2 separate regions of the Homo sapiens genome follow, and region 2 is linked to region 1. Evidence: read pairs that join two places in POLR2A ChIA-PET (ENCODE). Cell type or tissue: GM12878. All regions are shown on one strand. Region 1 overlaps PDE8A (phosphodiesterase 8A). Region 2 overlaps PDE8A (phosphodiesterase 8A).

Region 1 (4,000 bases):
GCTGGGCTATGTTCTTATAGTGAGCCTCCATTATGTGGCCTTTTTTCCAGTGTTGTGTTGAGACCATTATCAGAATTATTTGTAGTTGCCTAGAGTAGCTTGAGTCTGGTAGTTGCCCCCAGTATCCATTTCTATTCTTTTCCTAATAACAGAATCTCTGATGTGTAGCTGGGCATATGGCTACCTAGAAAATAGATTGCATTCCCTAGTTTTTCTTACAGCTGGCCAATGGACCTATCATGTGTATCTTCTGGAAAGTATACTTAGGGAAGGAGCATTCCCTTTTTCCTGCTATCTGGAATGTGGACATTATGGCTAGTGTTCAGTATCTGTCTTGGACCATGAGGAAGAAACCTCATGTACAGACAATAGTAGAGAAACACTGGTAGGAGCTAGGTTCCTGATCCTGCAGAGTCCATGGCAGCCCTGGACTGTCTCCTCTGCACATTTTTGATGTGTGAGACAGATACTGTTTAAACCACTCTTCTCTGGTGTTTTCTATCTTGTGTGGCCAAAAGGATTCCTAATGGTAAACCAAGTAGCATGCTTTTAAGACTTTCCCAGTGAGGCCGGGCTTGGTGGCTCACACCTCTAATCCCAGCACTTTGGGAGGCCAAGGCAGGCAGATTGCTTGAGCCCAGGAGTTCGAGACCAGCTTGAGCCACATGGTGAAACCCTATCTTTACAAAACATCAAAAAATAAACCAAGCATGGTTGGCACTTGCCTGTAGTCCCAGCTACTTGAGAGGCCGATGTGAGAGGATCACTTGAGCCCAGGAGGTCAAAGCTGCAGTGTGCCATGATCACACCACTACACTTGAGCCTGGCCGACAGAGCAAGACCTTGTCTCAAAAAAAAAGTGGGGTGGGTGGGGACTTCCCTGAGTACTTAACACTGCTTTCAGAATCTCATTCTACAGGATCGCACTCCATCTTTTTCGTGACCTTCTTGAATTCTGACTTCCTGAACATTCAGGTATACATTTCAATAATGCCAAGTAATTTCTTTCCTAGTTTTCATGAATTCCAATGCAAGGATGTTATTTTTCAACTCAGTTTCCTGACATTTCTGTTTTCTAGCCCGTTCTTCCTTCATATGCACCAGAAAAGGTCCCAGTATGTCTCTACCTTTTTATACAGTTTTAGAGCTGTTTTTAAGGGCTTATCTCCAGGTAAACAAGGTCCTCCCTTCCACTTTATCCTTAATCCAGTGCTTCTCATTCTTGTGTCTCCAGATAGGAGTAGTTCATTCAAAGCTCCTTAGTGAGATCACCTACCTACTTGCCTACTTGCCATTACATCACTCCCATCTTGATTTTTCTTCTAAAAAGCTGAAAGCTGGTTTGAAATGGCTACATACTTAAATTTGCCCTTTCTCCTTCCAAATCTCTGTGATATGATGGAAATGTAAACACAGGACAGATACAGTGTCACTAGAAGTGATGAAAATACCATTTGTGAGTCACGCCTTATTCCCTGTTTGAGATCAGTGTTAGGATGAGTATTAGTCAGCAGGTGTGATGAGTGCACTAGCTGTGTCTGTGAGTGTCTGTTGTGCCAGTGACCCCTCCAGGCCTAAGCAGCCTTTCCCATAGCTCTTCCCCAGGAAGCTGAGCCTGCCTGCTCTCCCCAGTCAGGGGGACCAGGGTTGAACTGGGGATTGACACCTGGCCAGTAAGCCCTGAGGTGGCGTGTCTGCAAGGGGTCTTCCAGCAGAGCCATGCAGCACCCTTAGGTTGGCTCCCTCTGGAGAGGATAGGCAGGTGGATGCTAGAGGAGTACAGAGTGAACACAGAAAAGCAGGGATGTTGAGGGGGTGGGGAAGAAGTGAACATGAGAGAGACTGGCTGGTCGCTAGAGCTGCTTTTCCATTCCTGAGCAACTTCCCTACCCCTGGCCTATTCTGCATGTGTTGTTAGATTCAGCCTTTCTCAACCTGGATTCCATAAGAAAATGAAGCCCGAATCCCTACAGGCAAGAATGGGCAAAGGAGAACACAGTCTTGCCCATTCATTTGTGTATTATGTGTGACTGCCTTTGTGCTACAGTGGTAGAGTTGAGTAGTTGTGACAAGAGTCCATATGGCCTGCAAAGCCTAAAATATTTATTCCCTGACCCTTTACAGAAAAGTTTGCTAAGACTGGGGCGGGGGCATTTGGCTGAGTGTGCTGGCTCACGCCTGTAATCCCAGCACTTTGGGAGGCCAAGGCAGGAGACTGCTTGAATGCAGGAGTTTGAGACCAGCCTGGGCAATGTAGTGAGACCTCGTCTCTACAAAAAATAAAAAAATTAGCCAGTGGCATGTGCCAGCTGGTCGCAGCTACTCATAGCTGGAGCCCAGGAGGTCAAGACTGCAGTGAGCTGTGATTGCACCACTGTACTCCAGCCTGGTGACAAATAGGAACCTGTCTCAAAAAGATGGGGGCATCCATCGTGCATGATGAATCTCTTACGCATCTGGAATGGTTATGTTGTATACCATCTTTGAGAGACTTGAGAACTAGTCACTCAAATTATTTTCTGGATTTTGTGATTCAGAAGTGGCTCTATACCTTGAACTAACAGCTGAAGCAAATGCAGTCAGTCTTGACTGGTTTCTGTGCCATCCTAGACACATTCTCCAGGAGGCCAGCTCACCTTTGACTTGACTAGGGCAGTCTGGTTATGTTCCTCTACATTCTCCTCCTTTTAGAGTCCCTCTCCAACATAAGTCGTCTTCCTCTGGGTCTGGGGTGAGTTCCTTTCTTCTCCAGTGGAGTTGTTCTTCTCTAGAGTCTGCTCGCTTCTCCCAGTGTAGGATGAGTTCAAAGCTGTTGCATATCTCCAGTGGAGCACTTCTTTTCTTTCTTTTACTCTATGTCACATTTATTTCTGCTCTGATATTTTGGCTGTATTTTCATTCCCCATGGCCTCTAAAGCTGCTTCTGCAAAAGGGTTGAATTTACTCTGTATGGGAAGTCTTGTACTCTTTGGGTAACTTTAGTCGAACAGTCTCTTGTACTTTTCTAGACCAGTCCTCTGTTCTTAACCTTTTCATGAGGTGTTGATGCTCTTCTTTCTGACCGATTACAATATCTTGCATTTCCTAGTTTTGGATTATTTTTGGTTATTTAGCCTCCATTTTACCTAGTAACTCTTCATCCTTTGTGCTCCTTAGAATGCAGTGGAGCCAGCCCTTGGGCTCCTTTATCCCCGTTGTAAGCATAGCCATCATCTTGTGGTAATAGACATAAACTTGCATTTTCCTTTGGAAGAAGAGACCAACGGCTTCTTTCATGTAAGCACAAAGCAGGGAAAATACTCCGCCTGAAACAATGCAGGTTAACAAAGATCAGAACAAGTAGAATACATGTCATCTTAGTTAGCTGTTAATTCATACTCCATAATCATTACAGTTAACACAGTCCACTGAGTGGGAGTTTGCCCCCAAAAGAGAGAAAGATCAAGTAGTCAAGAAGGTGAGTGAATTCAGAGAGTGAGGGGATCATTTACTCTCCCTTCTACCCCTCTTCCAACTTTAATTGTTGTAATTGTTTAAGTATATTTGGTTTTTAAGGATTATTTTTATATTTATTTTAAAGTTTTGTGTTTTTTTTAAGGTCTATCAGATCATCAAAACTCTCAGAAAACACAGTTATTGTTGGTGTAGTACGCAGGTAAACTTTCATTTTTTTAATGTTGAAATTGAGGTACCAGTGTAATACTTGCTCTTAACAGATGGCCAAATAACAGCTTGCATGCTGTGTCAGGCATGCCCCTTTGTAGTGTGGCCTTCTCTTCTTTATTCTTTATTTTATTTTGCTGCTTCAGTTAACTTCCTGGAAGGACTTTGTGCTCTCATGCTAGATTTTTGTGATTTTTAAACTGCCTTTCACTTTAGAAACAGGCGAACTATGAGAGAATTCCATTCCTAAAAGTATGAATGTTTTCCAGGGGTATCTTCCTAGGGCCTTCTAACTCCAAATATCTCTGAGGGGGGAATCTTAGGTTTTGTCTTTAAA
Region 2 (4,000 bases), 69 kb before region 1:
TTTTTCATTTTACTTCTTTGAGTTTAGTGAGATGTCATGAATTTTTTTTTTTCAGTCAAGTTTCCTGATTATATTGGTCAGGTTTCTTTTGACTGTAAGTGACATAATGCATTCTAAACTAGCTGAAGCCAGAAGTGGAATTTGTGGATCACCATATTCTGGCTTACATAACCAGACCAAGGGAAGGACATGGGTATGCTGGCCTCTGGTACAAATGAAACCAGGACTTTTTTTCCATCTTTCCCTGTCATTGGTGCCATCTTTGTTTCCTTGGGCTACTTTTTGCTGTTCAACAGGAAACAATGTCCATCAGTAGCTCCTGGCCTCACATTTTATAACTTCATCAGTAGAGAGCTTCTTCCCTTAATTCCAATTTGAAAATCCTGGGGAAAAACCAAGATGGGCCTGGCTTGGAAACACCTGCCCACCCCAGCAGCCAGTGGACGACCTCTGCGATGGGCAACAACTTTCACAGAACAGGATAGTTGCAATGAGGGGGAGCGCCCCTCAGAGGAGGTGAGGGTACTGATCAGAACAATAGCTGTCCCTGCACTGGGGTTCAGCCAAGGCCCCAAAACGCTTTTTCAGCATAAGAATTAATACTACTTTTATATGTAATGATAGTTTTTATTCCTAATCTTACCCTGAGGCAGTTTGTATTCTGAATTGTTAGAGAACTTTTCCACTTACTCTGTTTGCTAAGAGAAGAATAGGTAATTTGTAGGAAAATTTCAACAAGGCTTCCCAGTTGACGTTCTCCCTTACTTCGTGTAGCCTGCCTAAGAGATATTTAATTACCCTGCATTGCTCATCACTTCTCATTTTACCCTGTCCTTAGAGAAGAGTGGAAGACTGTTCTCAAAGCAGTGATTCAGGGACTAAGGCTCCTTCTATCTGTGGCTCTTTTATCTTCAACATATGGTTGCCAAGGTTGCCATGCTTGTCTATATGGACAAGCTCCCAAAAGGAGAAAAGAGCATGGAGGGTCATGAGTGAGAGGTTTTTAACGGCCAGGTCTAGAAGTGGTCCATGTCAGATTACTTACTTTCCATTGGCCACATGGCCACACTTCACTGAAGGCTGGGAAATATGATCTAGCTGTGTGCCCAATAAGAAGAGGAACTGAGTTTCAGTAGCCAGCAAGCCAGCCTCTGCCACAGCTTCTTTGGTAACATTTGTTGCTTCCCCTTTTCCCCTTTGCCATGCATAATAGTTGTGTAGTTTGGGTGGGATTGAGCTCATTTCCAGCTCTAGGGTGGGCCCCAGCAACATCCTTGCCTCATTTATTGGTTCAGTAATAGATACATAACCCAGGCCCAAGCTGAGCAGGACATGGAATTCATCTGGTCCCAGTTACTAATTCAGGGGCAGGCATGTCATAGAAACTGTCCCAATCAGACTATGGAGTGGTTGGGGGAAGATGTTCCTCCCACCTCCCTCACAGCCCCCCACAGTGAGGACAAAGCCAACTCCTGGGTGAGAATAGGCTTAGAGAATTGCAAACCCGTATTGTGAAGTCCTACCAAACCTTTCCTGAAGCTCGCAAGAGCTGACCCTGGACTCTGCGTTAGCATGAGGCAGTAAATCCACTCTATCGCCTAATACTTTAAGATTAATTTTCTTGACTTGCAACCACAAGCATCCTGGCTGATACAACCAATGAAATGGAAGAGGAATAGGGAGAGAGAAAGGATACAATCTGAATCTCTAAGTTCTGCTTCCGTTCATTGCTGTCAGTTCTATGATGTTTCTTTGAATACTTGAACACAACCAAGTTGGGTCTGAATGGATGTATCTTAGTTTCACTTCCCCATTCTCTGGAATTAGAGTGGGGATAATTACATTTTTTAATATTCTTTTTTTTTTTTTTTTACCTTTAGACAATGTTTTCTCTCTGGATTGAATGATACATAGTTTCTTTGAAGAATACATTATGACATTTTATTTCTCTTCCACCATAATGGAATCATATGGACTCAACATAGTCCATATGATTTTTTTTCCTGTTTTGTTTTAGTGACTTTTCTAAAGTTTGTCTTTTCATCTAGGAAGTATATAGAATACATTTATCTTACACATTGCAGTATGCATTTGTTTTATAGCTGGGTATTATCTCTATATTACTATAGGACTTTTTTTTGTTTTTTGTTTTGAAACAGGGTCTTGCTGTGTCACCCAGACTGGAGTATAGTGGCATGATCACAGCTTGAGCTCCTGGGCTCAAATGATCCTCTCACCTCAGCCCCCTGAGTAGCTGGGACTGCTGCCATGCACCACCACATCTGGCTAATGTTTTAATTTTTTTGTAGAGAAAGGTTCTCACTATATTGCCCAGGCTGGTCTTGAACTCCCGGACTCAAGCAATCTTCCTGCCTTGGCCTCCCAAAGTGTTGGGATTACAAGTATGTGCCACTGTGCCCAGCTGTTATTACAGGAACTTTTAATATTTTGAGTTAAATATTCCAGGCCATTTTAGAATTTGAATAGCTTGTCAAATTTGTTGATTTTATAGCACCTCCGTCTTGAAAAATATGCCCCCTGGTGTTCCTAAAAGAACATTTTGAGAGAATTATATGGTATTTAGTAAGGCAATTAGAAATCACCAAGTATTTAGGGACTATTGCTTAAGAAGCTAATTTGCACAATCAGAATTCATTAGCCCAGGACACAGACACCTTATACACCTGTGGTGACAAATGAAAACTGTGAAAGTCCAATCTGATTCATTCCTCTCAGAATATGGAGGACAGGAGAGTGGGGACAACCTCAGCATTAGGACTGCCCTCTCTCGTTTTGTTTCAAAAAGAGTTTAAGTAACTTAAAAAATACATATAATAAGTTTAAAAAAAAAAGGAAATTGGGCCAAGGGAACATGGCGAGAACTGACCAATTAAGTCAGGAGTGAGGTCAGTATGTGGAAACACATGCCACAGGGGCATGCATGATTGCCATGGGGCTGGGTCACACGTTCGGCTCTGAGCTTCCACAGCCTCACCAAATACGAAAACAGTTGCAGAATTCTGGAGATTTAAAAATGGCAAATGACTCAGGAGAAGTACAGTTTCTGAGCTCAGACCTAAAGAAATTATTCTCTCAGGAAGGGGAACATCACACTCTGGGGACTGTTGTGAGGTGGGGGGAGGGATAGCATTAGGAGACATACCTAATGCTAAATGACGAGTTAATGGGTGCAGCACACCAGCATGGCACATGTATACATATGTAACTAACCGGCACATTGTGCACATGTACCCTAAAACTTAAAGTATTATTATTATAATAATAATAATAAAAGAAAGTATTCTCATGGGTCCTTTCAGAGGGACAAGGTTCTGAACAATGTTGCCATCATAAATGTGGTGGTGAATGTCTCTCAGTGCAAGCTGAGGGCAGGATGCCATACACAGATTCCAGGTGGGGCTAAAGTACATGGTCCAGGCACTCAGTTAGTTTGATTTGGGAATTAACATTTAGTCTACCTGGAAGAATGTGGTATTACCCATTTTTAATCTTGGCCAATTTTATTTGCATTAAGTTGATTTGAAACGGATATCAGTCTTTGTCCATATGTTTATCAACCATTTGTAATTTTTTTTATATTGTCTATTACTTTGGCTGTTTTCCTATTGGAGAAATAGAGTTTTTCTTCTTGTGTAGATTTTTTAAAAGTTAAGAATGTTAATCTTTTTGTCATGTGTGGTGAATAACTTTTTTTTTTTCCCTGGTTTGCCTTTTAAACTTACCCCTGGTAAACATTTTTAGGATTGCTCACTGAAATAGGAGGGAATTAGGCTACTGTATTGCGAGTGGGAGGATGAGATTAGGGCATGTATATGATGTCCCTTCTGGCATTAGAGACTTTTGACATGTACTTGAGAAGAGGGAATATTTGGAATTTGGACTAGTCCCTACGAAGAGGAGAGGAGGAGTGGTTGGGGACATGGAGAAAGCACCTTCGGCAGCACTTGGTGTCCAGCTGTGGTGGGACATTGTGCATTTA

What was found. Peaks named below come from ENCODE experiments on the same cell type or tissue, not always from the same donor. Only the 100,000 strongest peaks of a DNase experiment are listed, where the experiment ranks them.
Region 2: POLR2A ChIA-PET joins it to region 1 with 6 read pairs; 1 of 35 experiments calls an interaction of 5 or more read pairs at or near these places.

Annotation. Positions count from the first base shown.
Region 1 is chr15:85,072,264-85,076,263 of GRCh38, forward strand. It overlaps PDE8A (phosphodiesterase 8A), which reads left to right. Exons shown (of 22, transcript NM_002605.3): 4 at 3,599-3,655. Among named protein-coding and RNA genes, the nearest start is that of PDE8A, 92 kb to the left of the region's middle. In GM12878, no CTCF peak of the experiment used is centred here; a DNase peak (open chromatin) is centred at 1,521.
Region 2 is chr15:85,002,992-85,006,991 of GRCh38, forward strand. All of the region lies in intron 1 of PDE8A (phosphodiesterase 8A), which reads left to right. Among named protein-coding and RNA genes, the nearest start is that of PDE8A, 23 kb to the left of the region's middle. In GM12878, no CTCF peak of the experiment used is centred here; no DNase peak of the experiment used is centred here; H3K27ac peaks cover 482 bases.